Regions from separate parts of the Mus musculus genome. Here region 1 is linked to region 2. Evidence: chromatin loops called from intact Hi-C (ENCODE). Cell type or tissue: left cerebral cortex. All regions are shown on one strand.

Region 1 (8,000 bases), 63 kb after region 2:
AAAAAAACAAAAAAAAAAAAACGAACCCTCAAACTCAATTCAAACTATAATTAGCCAAATGTATTAAAGCTGCTGGCAGGGCCACAGTCCCTAAATCAGAGATGTGCTATGCAGATGCTAGGAAAGGAAGGAACTTTTTTCTTTCTTTTTCATTTGTTTTGTTTTTTGAGAGGAGGTTTCTCTGTGTACCTTTGCTATCTTGTAACAAGGTCTGTAGACCAGGCTGGCCTCAAACTCACAAAGATCCACCTACCTCTACCTCCTGAGTGCTGGATTAAAGATGCACACCACCACTGGAAGAGCTTTTAAAGGCAAAAATCCTGTTCTGTTCTGCCAAGATTAGATTGTCAAGGTGACTTCAAAATAGTCCTTGGTTATCTACACAAGCAAGTGACAGGAGCCACGATCGGCAATTTGCCATAGCATAACAAGCAGATAGTCATGGCTGTACATCTGGGTGGCAGTCAAGGAGTCAGGAATGCTGGGAACTTACCTGTCAAGAGACAAATAGCAGTTAGGAACTGAGATGGATGCCCGGCACAGAATGGGGTATCTTTATCTACCACACTCATGTACTCCAAAATGTGACTGGACAGAGCAAAGCATCAGGGTGAGTTCTTCCCAGGAGTTCTGGGAGGCCAAGCCCTCTCTTACACCTTGAGAGGGACATGGAGAGAGATGAGCCTTCCTCACTTAGGCTCAGAGTCTGAAAGTGGAGTCTTCTTAGACCTGCAACTTAAGCAACCTGGGCCTTTTGGAAACAGGTAATTTCCTGATTCCCTAGGCTTTCCTTCAGTGGTACCTGAGGGGGACACTCAGAGGGAGATGGCTTGGAGCTTTCATGAGGGGTCAGGAGATGTGAAAGGTAATGGCAGTCTGGGAAAGGCTTCTATCATACCCACTTGGTCTCTTCCAGCCATGAGCCTCTTCCTCTCTAGGCCTAACTAGCCAAGCCCTGAACAGTATCTTCATTTGGAGATGCCATTTATATGTATTCAGAAAAATCAGGGACTCAAGCATAACAAAGTCTTTTCCTTTGATTGGTGACCAGCGCTGCATTCCTTCTCCCCACCCAGGTGTCACTCATCACATACTCCAGGAAATGTTCTGGTGTTGTACCACATCGGGGAGGGCTGAAGGGGTTATTGGGTATAATTCCTGGAAGTGAGCCAAGGACTTTTTATTTTATTATATGTGGATGGTGTTTTGTCTGCATGTATGCCTGTGTACTATGTGTGTGCCTTGTGCCCACAAAGGCCAAAAGAGGGCATCAGATCCCTTGGAATTGGATTTTCAAACAGTTGTGAGTCACCATATGGGTGCTGGGAATTGAGACCTCTAGAAATTCAGCCGGTGCTGTTAATCACTAATCTCTTTAGCACCCACCTGAGACCAGCTATGCAGGGTAAGAAACTCAGAGCAGGAGAGTGCCCCATCTTGTTGAGACGGCAAACAACCACAGCAAACTGGAATATGATACCTCAGAAAGACAGGAAGATAAATGCCAACTATTTTCAGAGAGTTTTTTGTGGGGGGAGGGGGATTCTACCTCTATCTTCTATTCTTTCATATTTCTGTTTTGGTTTTGTTTTGAGACAGGGTCTCATGTAGTTAAAGCTGACTTTAAAATCTATATGTAGGCAAGGATGACCCTGAATTTCTGGTCTCTCTGCTACCACCTCTCCAGTGATAGGATTACAGGCATGTACCACAGTGCCCAGTTTATTGAGTGCTCGGGATCAAGTCCATGACTTTGTGTGTAGGGGGTGCAAGCCACTGCTCTATTTCTGTGAAGAGACACCACGACCAAGGCAACTCTTATAAAAGAAAGCGTTTAACTGGGGACTTGCTTACAGTTTCAGAGGCTTAGTCTACTATCATTGTGACAGGAAGTATGGTAACACTGGAGGAGTAGTTGAGAGCTTTATCTCTTGATCCACAGGCAGACACAGGGAGAGACATAACACTAAGCTGGCTGTGGCTTTGAAGCCTCCAAGCCCATCCCCAGTGACACACTTCCTCCAACAAGTCCACACCTCCTAATCCTTCTCAGATAGTACCATTCCTTGGTGACTAAGCATTCAAATACACGAGACTATGAGGGCATTCTTATTCAAACCACAACCATAGGCAAACTCTTTACTAACTAAGCTGCAACCCAGGCCTCTCTTCTTTTTTTAAATAGTGGTTTCACCAGCACCTCAATCAGGCAGTCAGTAACTAATAAGTTTTGAAAAATAAACTGGTAATCCAAAGTGAACATTTTGAAGTGCAAATTGGGGGCTGTAGACATGGTTCATCATTTAAGAGTGCATGCTGCTCTTCTAGAGAACCCAAGTTTCGTTCACAGTACCCCATCAGGTGACTCACAACCACCTGTAACTCCATCACCAAGAGATCTGACCACTTCAGATTTCTGTGGACATCTACATACACAACAGTGTACATTCACACAGACATACGGACACATATATTTGGAAATAATAATTAAAAATAAAGCCAGGATGGATGCAAGTAGCAAAAGTACAATTCTTGTGTGTTGGGGTTGGTTTTGTTTTGTTAACACAGAGTCACATTGTGTAGTCCTGGTTGGCTTCAAAGCCATTAGTTAACCCAGGCTAGCCTCCAATGCACAATACTCCTGCCTCAGCCTCCTTACTGTAGGGATTTGTATTAAGCCTGATTCTCAGAGGAACAAAACTAATTGTGGTGTGGGGGAGGAGGGTGTGTGTGTGTGTGTGTGTGTGTGTGTGTGTAAAATAAAGAGTGATTTATAAGACTGACTTACACAATAGAGCTTGCATGATGGAAAGGCTGAGAACCTAATACCCCAGTAAGCAAGATGACCCAGCTTCAGGTCTAATGCTGAAGACCTGGAAGATTCCTAGAAAGCTACCAGTATTCAGTCCTCACAGGAAGCTGGAGTGTGATGGATAGCAGTGGAGGTGGCTATGGCAACAATGTATACAGTTGAGATGAAAGAAAGGCAGTCAGTTGATACTGCTTCTCCTTGTACCTCTTAATGTCTGTACATCTTCATGTAAGATGGCAGCTACTTAATCTTTTCTCCCTCAATGCTCTCTGGAAACACCCTCACAGACATGCCAAGGAGTGTGATTCTTAGGTGATTTCAGATCCTACCACGTTGAGGAGATTACCAATCACAGGATTACAGGCAAGCCATCACACTGGCTAAACTCTTACCTCAAATGCTGTCATCCCACATGGATGACAATGATAGGCTGGTGAGATATGAGTTGTGACAGAAAAAGGCAAAAGTAGAATTTATCTAATACACTCTAGTGCAGCTTTAGTTGGCAAATCAATAGGGAAAGGCTGTCTGGACTCAGACATTCTAAAGCGCTCTCTCTAAGGAAGGTTTTTCTGTGTGGGCGATTGTTGCCATGTCATGGTCCTCTGAAATAATTACAGCTCAGGTATTCTTGGTTAGCAACAGTGTAATCTTGAGTCAAAGATAGTATTCTGAGTCAAAAATGGCTCAGCGAGACCATCCATTCTAGCTGGGTAGTGGTGGCCGATGTCTTTAATACCACACTCAGGAGGCAGAGGCAGGCAGATCTCAAGACCAGCCTGATCTACAAAGCCAGTTTCAGGACAGAAAGGGCTACTCAGGGAAACCCTGTCTCGAAAAACCCTATCTCAATTACCTATTCTAGACTGGCAGCCATATCTTGTAATTAGAGCTTATTATAGTCAACTCTTTGAAAGGATAGTGTTCCTGCAGGGAGGCAGCGGTCACCTTGCTCCAAGACCAGCCTGTTCTGAGCCAAACCGGCCTTGTCCTGAATCACAGCACAGCTGTGGCGCTTAGAACAATGTTCACAAATGCTTTCGTAATTTTCATCCACTGCTTTTTCTTTTCCATCCGGAAATGTATCCTTCTTAACAGAGAGGAGGCACGATTGCAAGAGGTGCTTCCACTTCAGGTTGTATAAAGATGTAGGTAGCGGGGATGCTAAACTATGATTACTCTAAATAACTTAGTTCCCACTGGTGAGGTGCTCCTGAACAGAGAGCAGATTCACTGCTCCCTTGGGGTAAAAGAGATCAGAGACAGACAGGTCCCCGTCATGTGCTCTCTGACAACAACCTCACAGGCACACGATGCACACACACACACACACACTCACACTGACATGCATGGACAGAAACCCGTGGAGACCTCGAGGCACCCACTAGCAGACACCTTTAGAGGTGCACTTGTCCATGTGTCCACTTGGTGCTGAAACTCACAACTACCTGTAACTTTAGTTACATCTGATGCCTACATGAACACATGAACATGCTAAGCTCTCACGCTAGCATTCAAAGCTCTGTGGAGCTGTGGGACAAATTCTCGTTTCCAGGCAGGGATTCAACACTTCCCACACCAATCTGGAGCCAACTCCTGTTACGCACTGATACAGGGGAGGGAGTAAACACTGACCACGCCCCTCCTCTCTATGCCATTCTTCCATTGGTTTGCAGGAGCAAACCTCTCCCCCCCCCTTCGGTTTCTTCTGGCTCGGCCTTCGGACCTCCATTGGCTTAGGCAACAAGTCCTCCCAGGAGAGGCGGTGGGCGTGGTGCGGAGGCGTAAAGAAATAGATGGGCGAGCTTGCTAACCAATGAGCATGTGTATATACCTCAGCAACTGAGGCTCGCCAATGGCAAGGTAAGGTGGGCGGGGCTCTTCAGCTGTCAAGCTCCCCCGACCGGTGGAGCGTTCGAGGGGCCCGCGGCGCTCGGGGACCCTCCGCCGCCTGCGCGCAGCCTTGGGCCGGTATGGGCGGGGTGGCTGGGCCGGCATGATGAGCTCCCTGGGCAGCCCGGTGCGGGCCTACGATTTTCTACTTAAGTTCCTGTTGGTGGGCGACAGCGACGTGGGCAAGGGAGAGATCCTGGCCAGCTTGCAGGACGGAGCAGCCGAGTCTCCTTACGGCCACCCGGCGGGTGAGCGCGGCTGCAGCACCCGGAGGCGCAGCGCTGGGGTGTCGGTGCGAGCGGCCTCTCCAGCGTGGGTCCCGGGAGCGGCTGGGCAGGGCTAGGAACCGCATGCTGGGGAAGACTGCGCTCTGTGGACGGAGTCCGCAAAGCAGCTCAGGGTGGTCGTCGAGGGACATCGCAGGTGCTAGCTACGTGTTCGGAGAAGTGTGTGGGATTACAGGAGGCGTGGGCAGAGAGACAGCGGTCCACGGAGCTGAGGTCTGAGACCACAGTCTCTGAGGCTATGACCTTTTGGTGCGTGGAACTGCAAGCAGAGAGTAGCAAGACTAGACTCCAGCCTTTGATTCCAAGCACTAAGCTCTGTGTCCTAGTGGACAGGACTTCCAAGAGGAGGAAGAGGAATCTAAGTGACCCTGTAGAATTGGCTAGGGTGTAGGAAGGAACCCAACTAAGAGACTGGAGTCCAGGAGACTGGACACGGGTGAGACCAGAGCGTCTCAGGCTCCAGGGCAGTGAGCAGTGAGTGTCCTAGAAGCCTGAAGTTTAAGATCTTGCACCCCAGAGGAAGGAGACAGAGTGGCAGAATCCTGAGCAGAACATCCAAGAATAGTCACGTAGTGATCCATCCCTTTGACTGTGGCTGTGCACAGACTTCAGTGAATGCCTATTGTGTTGTTGTGGGGGTTTCAACACACCTTTCTAATACAGACCCTGCCCTGAGGCCTGCCACCCTCTGTTCTTTGGGCTTGCAGACTGCTTCCTGCATCTCCAGCCCCCTGGCAATGCCACAAGGCAAGGCCCTAAAACTGTGTGGTCCAATGCCATTTAACTACCAGGTTGGACCGCACAGATTTAGACCTTTCCTTTAGGACAAAGCTCTGTTGGACAGCATTACTGCGAGAACAAGGGCGTGACTGAAGACAGGGCTGTCTTCAGGTCCTGGTGCTCAATGAAACACCCAGGCTTCAGCAGAGGCAAAAGAGTAAAACGTTTAACAAGCCCCCAAAGGGGACGTGAGTCCCACAGTAAATGACTGATGTGGGCAGAGAGAAAGATGTGGATGACATGTGAGCAGACTTGCTGCTGGTTGGCTTGAGCAAGGCCCACTGCACTTCTGTTGCTTTTGTCTGTTTTCTGTTGTCAACATGGTCTAAGAGATTGAGGAGAATTGATGCCGTAGTTGTGGCCATTGTGGCTTTTTGATTTACTACATATTTCTCTTAGGGCTAAGAAAAGAGCATGGGAAGAGCAAGCCAGGTATGGCAGCTCACACCTGTAATCCCAGCATTCAAGAAGCAGGGGGGTGGGGGTGGGGAATTGCCATGAGTTTGAGGCCAGTCTGTGCTACAGTATGAGACCCTGTCTGGGGAAAAAAAAACAAAACAAAATGGGAGGGAGTAAATTAGGGAGGGGAGATAAAAAAAAAAGCAGGAAAATAAACAAGTAGGGGTGAGGTAAACGTTATGAAGCTTGGGTCATTATTTTGTTATAAAGACATTCTCTCAGTCTCTGAGTGTCTCTCTCAGTGCTCTGGCAGTGGAAGATGCGGTCTTCCCGGCTTCATGCTCCACTCTCGGTTTCATGCTCCACTCTCTTCTTCCATGTCCGGGTTTTGTAGCCCACTTTGCAATTTCCATACTTCAGAGGTTTGGAACGCTCAGTTTCATTTTGTAGATCTAATACCGGTGCTCAGTATTCATGCAGTATTTAAATGAATTCAGAGCCAGGCATTGGTGGCAGCACGCCTTTAATCCCAGCACTCGGGAGGCAGAGGCAGGCGGATCTCTGAGTTCAAGGCCAGTCTGGTCTACAGATTGAGTTCCAGGACAGCCAGGGCTACACAGAGAAACCCTGTCTCAGAAAAAAAAAAATGAGTTCAGTGTTGGCTAACTCTTAACTATAGCTACTCCTGAGTTTAAAACCTTCTGAGTTGCTTGTGCTGAGACTATGTTGTCTGTCTTTGGCTGCACACAGTGTTCTTAGACTGTCCTGCTCTTTCCCCTCAATACCTGGTAACTTGTTCACAGTCTTTCTGGTATCTGATGTTGTTATGGTGAAAACATCATGCCAACTGATTTTCTAAATGGGAGATTTGCCTTTCTTTAGGAATTTTTGAAGACCGTTTTTCTTTGCCTTACCTTGCTTAATCAGGCCATGACTCAAAATTTTTGATATGTGTGTATTTTGAATTCTAGATAAAAAAAATTCCTTTCTTAATTTCAGAGGAATTTGATTTGTGTCCGTAAAATATCTCCCATTGCTTTTGTGTTGATTTCTCATTTGCTGTTACGAAAAATGACTACAAGCTGGCTTAAAGCAGCAAGAGTTTATCCTCTACGCAGTTTGGCATCAGTAGAACATTTCTACATGGAGCACAGGGAAAATGTCTTCTTATCTTTTTCAGCTTTCAGAACCTTCCTGCACTCTGGGGTTCTTGGCCCCTTTCTTGGTCTTCAGAGACATTGGCCTGTGATCTTTCTCAGGCCTTCTCTCTAACATGAACTCTCCTGCCTACTTTTTTTTTTTTTTGAAGATTTATTTTATGTATATGAGTACACTGTAGCTGTTTCCAGACACACCAGAAAAGGGCATCAGATCTCTTTACAGATGGTTGTGGGCCACCATGTGGTTGCTGGAAATTGAACTCATGACCTTTGGAAGAGCAGTCAGTGCTCTTATCCACTGAGCCATCTCTCTAGCCCCCCCACCCCGCCTACTTTTTTTTTCACTTCAGAGGACACAGGGATAATTTTTTGTTCGTGTTGACAATCTAAGACAGTATCTCTGTGTCAATGCTGTCTATGACCACCTTTCATTCCATTGCAATGTTAGGATTCCTTGCCAAGTACCCTAACATTCACACATCATGTAGTCAACATGAGCACTGACTACAGGTCTTCTGTTCTGCCCTGTGCTTATGCTGGACATCATGCTGTGTTTTCCATGAGCGGTCACCACTTTCTACTTGCCTTAGTTATTTTTTTTGTCTCCTTCATCTGACTTTCTATGAATGTCTTGTCTGTCTTTGTTGAGCATTTTGATTTTAGTGAATT
Region 2 (8,000 bases):
CAGGCGGATTTCTGAGTTCGAAGCCAGCCTGGTCTACAAAGTGAGTTCCAGGATAGCCAGGGCTATACAGAGAAACCCTGTCTCGAAAAAACAAACAAACAAACAAGAATTAGACTCTGGGTTTGCTATCAAAAATCAAACACAAAGAAGAGTGACACAAAGAAGACTTCACACAAGGCTGATGCAGGCAAAACTGACAATTCAACACCAATCTGGACTATATAGTAAAACCCTGTCTCAGAAACAAAGAAAAGGAAGAGATTGATAACATTCAAACTCAAATATATTAAACCTCAATGGCTAACACACCACACATAAACCTGAAAGGCAAAAGCGGAAGCATAAAATGTGTCACACACAGAAAAGGATCAGCACCAGCAAGCATCATCTTTTTCAGAACGGGACCTATTTCTATTTCCCGGAAGATAATGAACAGTCACCATTACTAAGCACTGGATGGAACACAGTAAGCAGAGAGGTTCTGGCAGTGAGGGCAGGTCAAAGCTGTCACCTGAAGAGGTCAAACAGCACCTTACACTTCTTGGACAGTACCTACATCTGTTACATGGGGACAACCAGGAATCCAAAACTATCAGATGAGGCCCAGGGCACCTACTGGTCTGCCACCCTCAGCATAGCCAGCCCTTCAGCCTGACATCAGCCACTTGCCTGCAACTGGCCCCGCTGAAGACCCATCTTTGAGAGGCAAAGGGAAGGAGGAGATGCATAAATTCTGCCTGCAATCTCACCAACTGTGTGGCATGAAACAATTTACTTAACCTTTCAGACTTGTACTCCAGTTTCCCCGTTTGTATTGTGTAGCTTACAATGACAGAGCTTACACAGAGACTGTGAGGTTACAACAATGATTAAAACAGTTGGGTCCTCCCAGAAAAAAAAAAGGAAAAAAAAGAAAGAAGAAAAAAAGGGGAAAAAAAAAAAGCTCAGAACAAGACTAAAAAAATTACCAAGAGTACTTGAAGCCAGCCTGGGCTACCTAGCAAGACCCTACCTCAAAAAGAAAAAAACAAGCCAGGAGTTGTGGTTCACGCCTGTAATCCCAGCACTCGGGAGGTTGAGGCTGGAGAACTTCCATAAATTCAAGGTCAGCCAGGGCTACATTGCAAGACTCTTTCTCAAAACAAAAAAGAGAAAAGCCAAACAAAAATGTAATTAATATGAAATAGGTTCAAATATAACAACAGCAATGAAAAGCAAACAAAAGTCACTCTCTGCTGCTAAAATTTCTTCCTAGAGGTAAATGTAAGCACCCTAGGATTAGCTAAGAAGATTAAAAATAGATTAATACTGCTCAGTTGCTGTGCCTTAAAGCTGGTAAATAAATAAAATAGTTCTGTCTCAGTTTGAGAGCCAGCTGGGTTAAGAGAAAAATGTCAACACACTTATAAAAATGACACTAACATAGATGGGATTCTCCCCCCCCCTAATCTTGTCTGATATATATACACATATACATACACACACACACACACACACACACACACACGGAGGAGTGGGGGGTAGGGAGGCTCAATCTTCCTAATGCTGTGACCCTTAATGCAATTCCTCAAGTTGTGGTTATGCCTCCCCCATAAAATTATTTCGTGGCCACTTCATAACTCTGATTTTACTACTATTATAAATCATAACATAAATATCTGATATGCAGGATATCTCATGTGACCCCTATGGGGGTTACAACCTACAGATTGAAACCAAGAATCTAGGCTGTTCCCAAGGCCACCTGCAATTAGGGCACAGTTGCATACAACAGGTAGTAGAGAGCCGTGGGTACTCAGGTGAGGGTCTGTGATCCTTCTTGCCTCCATGTGATGGAATGTAAATAGTCAACAAGTCCAACTGGGATAATCAGGGCACACAGCTGAGCTCCACAGATGGTAGCTGTTCAGCTTGGAGGATAGTCCTGCACAACACTCTTGTACTAATGTCCTGATAACAACCTTAGTGTCTCTCTACATAATGGAGATGACAGATGACCTCATCAACTGCTGTGCAGGTAAAATGGGACCTTTATAAAGCATATGACCCTGCAAAACAATTACCAGGAAGATAACAGCTATTCACACATAACTGACTAAAACACATATAAGAAAAGATGTGTTCTTTCAATAGGAACAAGCAGAAAGTAGCTTAGACACACCTGCACACAATCAAGATCGGTATCTGAACTCGAAGCTATTCATTATCACAGGTCTATAAAACCATCCAGCAGACAAAAAAAAAAAAAAAAAAAGACAGAGCTCTAGGGACATTTCATCTGACACCTTCTGCTGATAGCACACAGGTGCCAGCTATACACATAAGCCTTCCCGATCATCTGATATTGAACCACCAAAATCTATGCTTACCAAGGTGTGGATCCAGGAGGTGGGGCTGCTCCTGGTATTTGTCCATAATTACTAAAAGGAAAATAACATGAAAATCAAATCAGGTGAGCCTTGGAAATTCACGTCTCTCAGTAACTCTAATGGAACAGCTAGGGTCTTCCTAGTCCTTGTAACGCCCAGGGACACACCTGGCTTCTTGCTGACAGATGCTCACAGCTGCCCAACATCTGTCAGGCTCTTGAGGACCAGTGTGACCACACCTCCTGCTCTTCTTTTGCTCTGCACATCTTGCCCTCCGATCTCTTCTCACACATATGCTGGTGCTCCAACTCTCTACAACTCCACCTTCCCCTGCTAGTCAGACCCTCTTCACTTCTTGAGCCCTCCCCTGCCTAGCACGATGCCTTTCATTTCCAACAATGTTCAAACCAATAACTGTACAACCTCCCCAACCCTGGTCACCTGCTTTCCAACCCCTACCAGCAAATTAATGTTTCTACCCAATCCAATGGTTTCTCTGCCTCTGCAGTTCTCACCTGCCACTTCAGACAAAGCCCACCACTCTGTCTTACCCAAAAACTAGAGCCCCATCCAAAAAAAAAAAAAAAAAAAAAAAGACATTATGGAGAGAATGTTTTTAGCTAAGGAATACACAAAGATGATTTTGTTCAAGTACAAAACTCTAATTATCAAAGGGCTCATTTGGACATTGTCTTTGTTTTCTGTTGCTGTGATGAAACTGGCCAAAAATCAACTTGAGGAAGAAAGGGTTTATTTGGCTTTCACAGCCCATCACTGAGAAAAGTGTAGGGATGAATCAAAGCAAATAGAAGCAGAAACTACGGAGGAGTCTTGCGTGCTTGCTCCTAGGCTCAAGTTCAGCTGTCTTTCTTATACAGCTCAGAGCCACAGGCCAGGGATGGTACATCTCACGGTGGGCTGGGCCGTCCTTTATCAATTAGTAATTAAAGAAATATCGCAAAGACATGCCCACAAGCCAATCTGGTGGTGGCAATTACTCACTTGAGATTTCTTCCGAGGTATGTCTAGGTTTGTGTAAGGTTGACAAAAACTATGACGGACAGTATCCATTACAAACGACTGTAAAGGCCTACCTAAACTTGGGGGATTTAGAACCACCAAAGGAATCTAATGGCACTGTCCACTCTCCTGCTCTGCCTGGAACGGAGATCCCAGATAAACGTGGAGCTCTGAGTTTGCAGAATCCTGGCCTCATAGCGCAGCCCCATAGGAGCGCCGTGCCAGACCGCTCCTCTTTGCTTGCCATGAGCGCTCTCGTAGGAGGCAGGTTCATCCAACAATTCTGCTGGTTCCCTCCCTATCCACAGAGAGGTCTCAAGCATGCTTTGCTCAGTTCCTGGACATGGCAGGGAAGGCAGGAGGTATGGCTCCCCAGGTCCCTTCCTCCCAGATGCAAGGACCTCAAGATAGAGACTCGGGGCCCCGCCCGCACCGCGGAACCGCTCCTCCGCCACCTCCCGGGACGCGCGCTCTCTGTGCACCGCCGGCAAGCTGCGGAGCAGCGCGCGGGTCTCCGCACTCTCGCCGAACGCTTCCAGGGCGGAGGCGCGAACAAGCGCATCATCCTCCACCTCCTCCTCGGCGGCGCTCGCAGCCGGCTCATTGCTCAGTACCATCCTGCCAGCAGCTTCCGTAAGAACCCTACCGGCAACCGGGAAGAAAAGAGATACAGCACGAGAACTGCCAGCCCCGCCCTGAGACCTTCGACCCCCAACTACGGGGCGCGCAAGCCAACAAAACAGCTCACGCGAAGTCGGCTCAGCGCGCAAAATGATGCTTGCGTGAGTGAAGGGAAGCACCAGAAAAACTAAGCCTCCAATGTCTACAGCCTCAACAGGGAGTGGGTGGAGCCCAAAAGAGGTGGGGCTAAGGAGGGTGTGGCCGGAGCAGTGGGCCGGTACGATCTTTACAGGGAATGAACTCTAGTGTTGGAAGCCTTCTGGAGCTTGAGTGTGTGTAAGGTTAAGGAAATAACTGGGTTTGAAATTGGGGGCAGGAACATGGAAGGTTTTGAGCTAGTGTGGACAGCGCAGGAAAGCTGAACTAGTAGAAAGAGCCAGAATAGGACGGGTGGTGTATGAACGCAGGGGAGGAATGGGTTTTGAGTGTGGGGGCAAGAATGGGGCAATGATGTCTGAGCACCTGCAGGAGTGGGGCGCGGGGGGGTGCTTTAAGGGTGTAGGAGACAATGGGGTATTGCTCCAGGATGAAGGCTTTTGCCGTGACCTCAAACAGCACCATCATGACCACCCAAAGCAGTCCTGAGAAAAGACGTGAGCTATACGCTGCTGGCCCTGCATTCACCAGAACAGACCTCACTGGGAAGTAGAAGACTGGAGTGGTTAGATAGTTTAGTGTGCAAAGTCTCCTTCACTAAGCCTCGGGAGTTGAATGTGTAACAGTAGGCCCCCAAACCTTAGCACATCCTACTCCATGATTAAAGTGCCATTCAGGCTGTAAAACTCATTCGACAGCACCCACGGGGCAAACTAAAAAACAAAGACTTGATCCTTCAAAGTCCGTAGGTCCTGAAAAGTTTCTGAATGTGCTAACTTTGCTTTTTGGCTTCTCTAGTTCTACTTCTCGCTCACTATTGTTGATAACTGAAGTATGTCAACCTAGAACATATTTGTGTGTGTGTGTGTGTGTGTGTGTGTGTGTGTGTGTGTGGTTAAAAGTTCATGAGAAGGATCACTGTTTTGCTGGGATCCAGAATACCCAGGGTAGTCACTGGCCTGCTAATAAAGACTTTCTATTGGCTTAAATATAGATCCTAGCAGTCTTCTCAGATATGTTGTGGGGTAACAAGTTTGGTCCTCACATAGTGGAAGAAGAAGAGAACCACAAGTTGTACTCTGACCTATACACACATATTTCAGCACATGAGTACGCAAAATAAAATCTAAAAAAATAGAAAACAGTGAGGTGCTAGAGAGTGTCTGGCAGTGATTGTAACTGAAGGACCGGAGCCAAACGGGCTAGCATGGTGGCTTCCTTCCCTATTCGCCTGCGGTACCTGGGGCTTCAGCCGCTGAGGTGGGAGCTTGCCCGCAACAGTGCTGCTGTGGTGTCAGCCTGAGCTACATACGGAGCTCCCTGGAAACTGCTGCGCTGCCATAACCTCAGCCTCTGGATGAATGCGTTGTAGGCCGACTCAAAAGTAGCCCAGTTAGGGATCTAGTTTGACATTTTATTAGGTCCAGCCCTCTGCTACCTGAGCAGCTTCCTCATCACCCCCAGGGACGGGCTTCTGTACTCCCGTCCAAAGTGGTTCCAGTGGTTTAGGTAGTTAAAGAGCTGGTACAGCAGCAGGCGCTTGTCGAACCCTGGAGCCTTTGGGATCTTCCGATGGTAGGCAGTGAAGAAGGATCTGGGGAACCCCCCAAACATCGATGCAATGGCCAGTTCAAACTCAGAATGGCCATAGAAGGAGGCTGGATCATAAATTACGGGTCCCTGGTCATCCTCAGCCACATTTCCAGACCAGAGGTCTCCATGGAGCAGGGCAGGGACAATCTCTATACCCGCAAACAGATCCGGGATCTTCACCTAGAAGAGAAATTATTACATGGGACTCGAAGACCCAGGGGCCCATTATCCAGTGCTTGGAAATAAAGCAGAGAGCCATGGAGGCATCCAGAGGCCAACCGAATAATCTACCAGGCCCAGGGAAGAAGCCCACCTGACTCCTGACTGTAACGTTGTCTAGCACTCTGGCCACTACCAAATGAGTCCAAAAGCTTTAGAGAAAACCTCAGAGTTGTTTGGGCTTTATGCTGTAGAATATGTAGTTTGGTACCTACCCTCTAAATGGTATTTTTATGTTATTACACATATGTACCTGCATCTCTTCTATTAAATAACAAATCTTTGATGCATGTTCACCCTAGACCAGGGTCTCCAACCTTGCTAATGCTTTGACCCTTCAATACAGCTCCTCATGCTCTGGTGGTCTCCAACCATAAAATTATTTTGCTGCTGCTTCATAACTGTAATTTTGGTACTGTTATGAATTGTAATGTAAATATCTGATATGCAGAAGATCTGATATTTGTCTCCTGTGAAGGGGTCTCTTGACCTCCCCACCACCAAGGGACCACAACACACAGGTTGAGAAACACTACCCTAGACTGATAGATGAATTGTGTTTCTAATATTTTGGAGTTCTGTTTTGAAACAAGTGATGCAAGAACACACACCTTCATTAAGGGTGACACACTGGGGTCTTTGGCAGAGGGACAAAAAATGAGGACAAGAGTGGACAAGTGAGAGTCAGGCAGTGGTGGCACACGCCTTTAATCCCAGCACTTGGGAGGCTGAGGCAGGCAGATTTCTGAATTCGAGGCCAGCCTGGTCTACAGAGTGAGTTCCAGGACAGCCAGGGCTATACAGAGAAACCCTGTCTTGAAAAGCAAAACAAAACAAAACAAAAAAGAGTGGACAAGTGAAATGATTGAAGACCTCAAGCAGGGATCTGTCCCATCCTCCCCCCTCCACCTACAGGATAAGAAGGTGGTGGCTGAAATACCCACAACTTGACCAGCCCTCTCTACCATCATTTTTTCCTATTCTGACTCAGTCCTAAGAGGCCCCCACATGCATATTATGGGCTCCTAAGGGACAGCCTCTTCCCAGAGAAATAAACGTTGTGCTCACCTGTAGCCTTGACCACAGCTCTTGTGTCTCTCGGTCAGCATAGTCCTTTTCAATGAGATCCAACTGAGCTTGGAGCCGGTGTCGAGTGAAGAAGGTCGGCCAGTCCTCCTGCCATTCATTCACCTGAGCAACAAGAGGAGAGGCCACGACATTCGTGGCCCCAGGACAGCTTTAGTGACCACCAAGAACACAGCAAACTGTAGTGAACCAACTGAAAATACAAGTGGAATCATGAAGCAGTTTACCCAAAAGAAGAGACACCATGACCAAAGCATTTAATAGGGGGCTTGCTTACACAGTCAGAACTTTTGTCCTTCATGTTTGCGGTGGGGAACCTGGTGGGATGCGGTGCTGGAGAGGAAGCTGAGAGCTACATCCTGATCCACAGGGCAAGAGAGAGAGAGAGAGAGAGAGAGAGAGAGAGAGAGAGAGAGAGAGAGAGGCAGACTGAACCTGGCATGGGCTTTTGAAACTTCAAACTCCTAATCTTTTCAAACAATTCATTCCCTAAGCACAGTGACTAAGCATTCAAATACTGAGCCTGCAGCAGCCATCCTTATTCAAACCACTACAAGTGATTAAAGGGACCAAAAAAAAAAAAAGTAAAACAAATAACAAATATTAAGGTGGCAGAACCAAACCCAAACCCAATAAACACAAAGGGCAAAGGGTCAGAAACAAATGCTATAGTTAAATGACAGAGATTGGGCTAGAACTACCTCAGGGGTGGAGTGCTTGCCTAGTCTGTATGAGTCCCAAGTTCAATACACACATACACACACACAAGGGGTGGGGGACAGAGACAGACAGAGAGTCAAAGACAGAGATAAACAGATTGGAACAACAAAGCAAGACCCAGCTATAGGCTGGAGAGATGGCTCACCAATTAAGAGTACCTGCTGCTCTTGAAAAAGATCTGGTATAGGTCCTAGCACAAACACAGTAGCTCACAAT

Evidence for each region. Peaks named below come from ENCODE experiments on the same cell type or tissue, not always from the same donor. Only the 100,000 strongest peaks of a DNase experiment are listed, where the experiment ranks them.
Region 1: it touches region 2 in a loop (3-fold over the local background); 4 of 42 quality-filtered maps call a loop at or near these places.

The regions. Positions count from the first base shown.
Region 1 is chr11:121,384,951-121,392,950 of GRCm38, reverse strand. Rab40b (Rab40B, member RAS oncogene family) reads left to right here and starts at 4,700. Exons shown (of 6, transcript NM_139147.3): 1 at 4,700-4,953. The coding sequence starts at 4,809. It overlaps Mir7236 (microRNA 7236), which reads left to right and starts at 5,747; the gene lies at 5,747-5,806. In left cerebral cortex, a CTCF peak has its summit at 4,815; DNase peaks (open chromatin) are centred at 5,453, 5,830, 5,985, 6,565 and 3 more places; H3K4me3 peaks cover 2,934 bases; H3K27ac peaks cover 2,296 bases.
Region 2 is chr11:121,448,051-121,456,050 of GRCm38, reverse strand. It overlaps Fn3k (fructosamine 3 kinase), which reads right to left. Exons shown (of 6, transcript NM_022014.4): 5 at 7,047-7,169; 6 at 5,561-5,939. The coding sequence ends at 5,601. It overlaps Tbcd (tubulin-specific chaperone d), which reads right to left and starts at 4,060. Exons shown (of 39, transcript NM_029878.4): 1 at 3,823-4,060; 2 at 2,370-2,420. The coding sequence starts at 4,006. In left cerebral cortex, a CTCF peak has its summit at 4,004; DNase peaks (open chromatin) are centred at 3,263, 4,124 and 5,490; H3K4me3 peaks cover 1,689 bases; H3K27ac peaks cover 1,513 bases.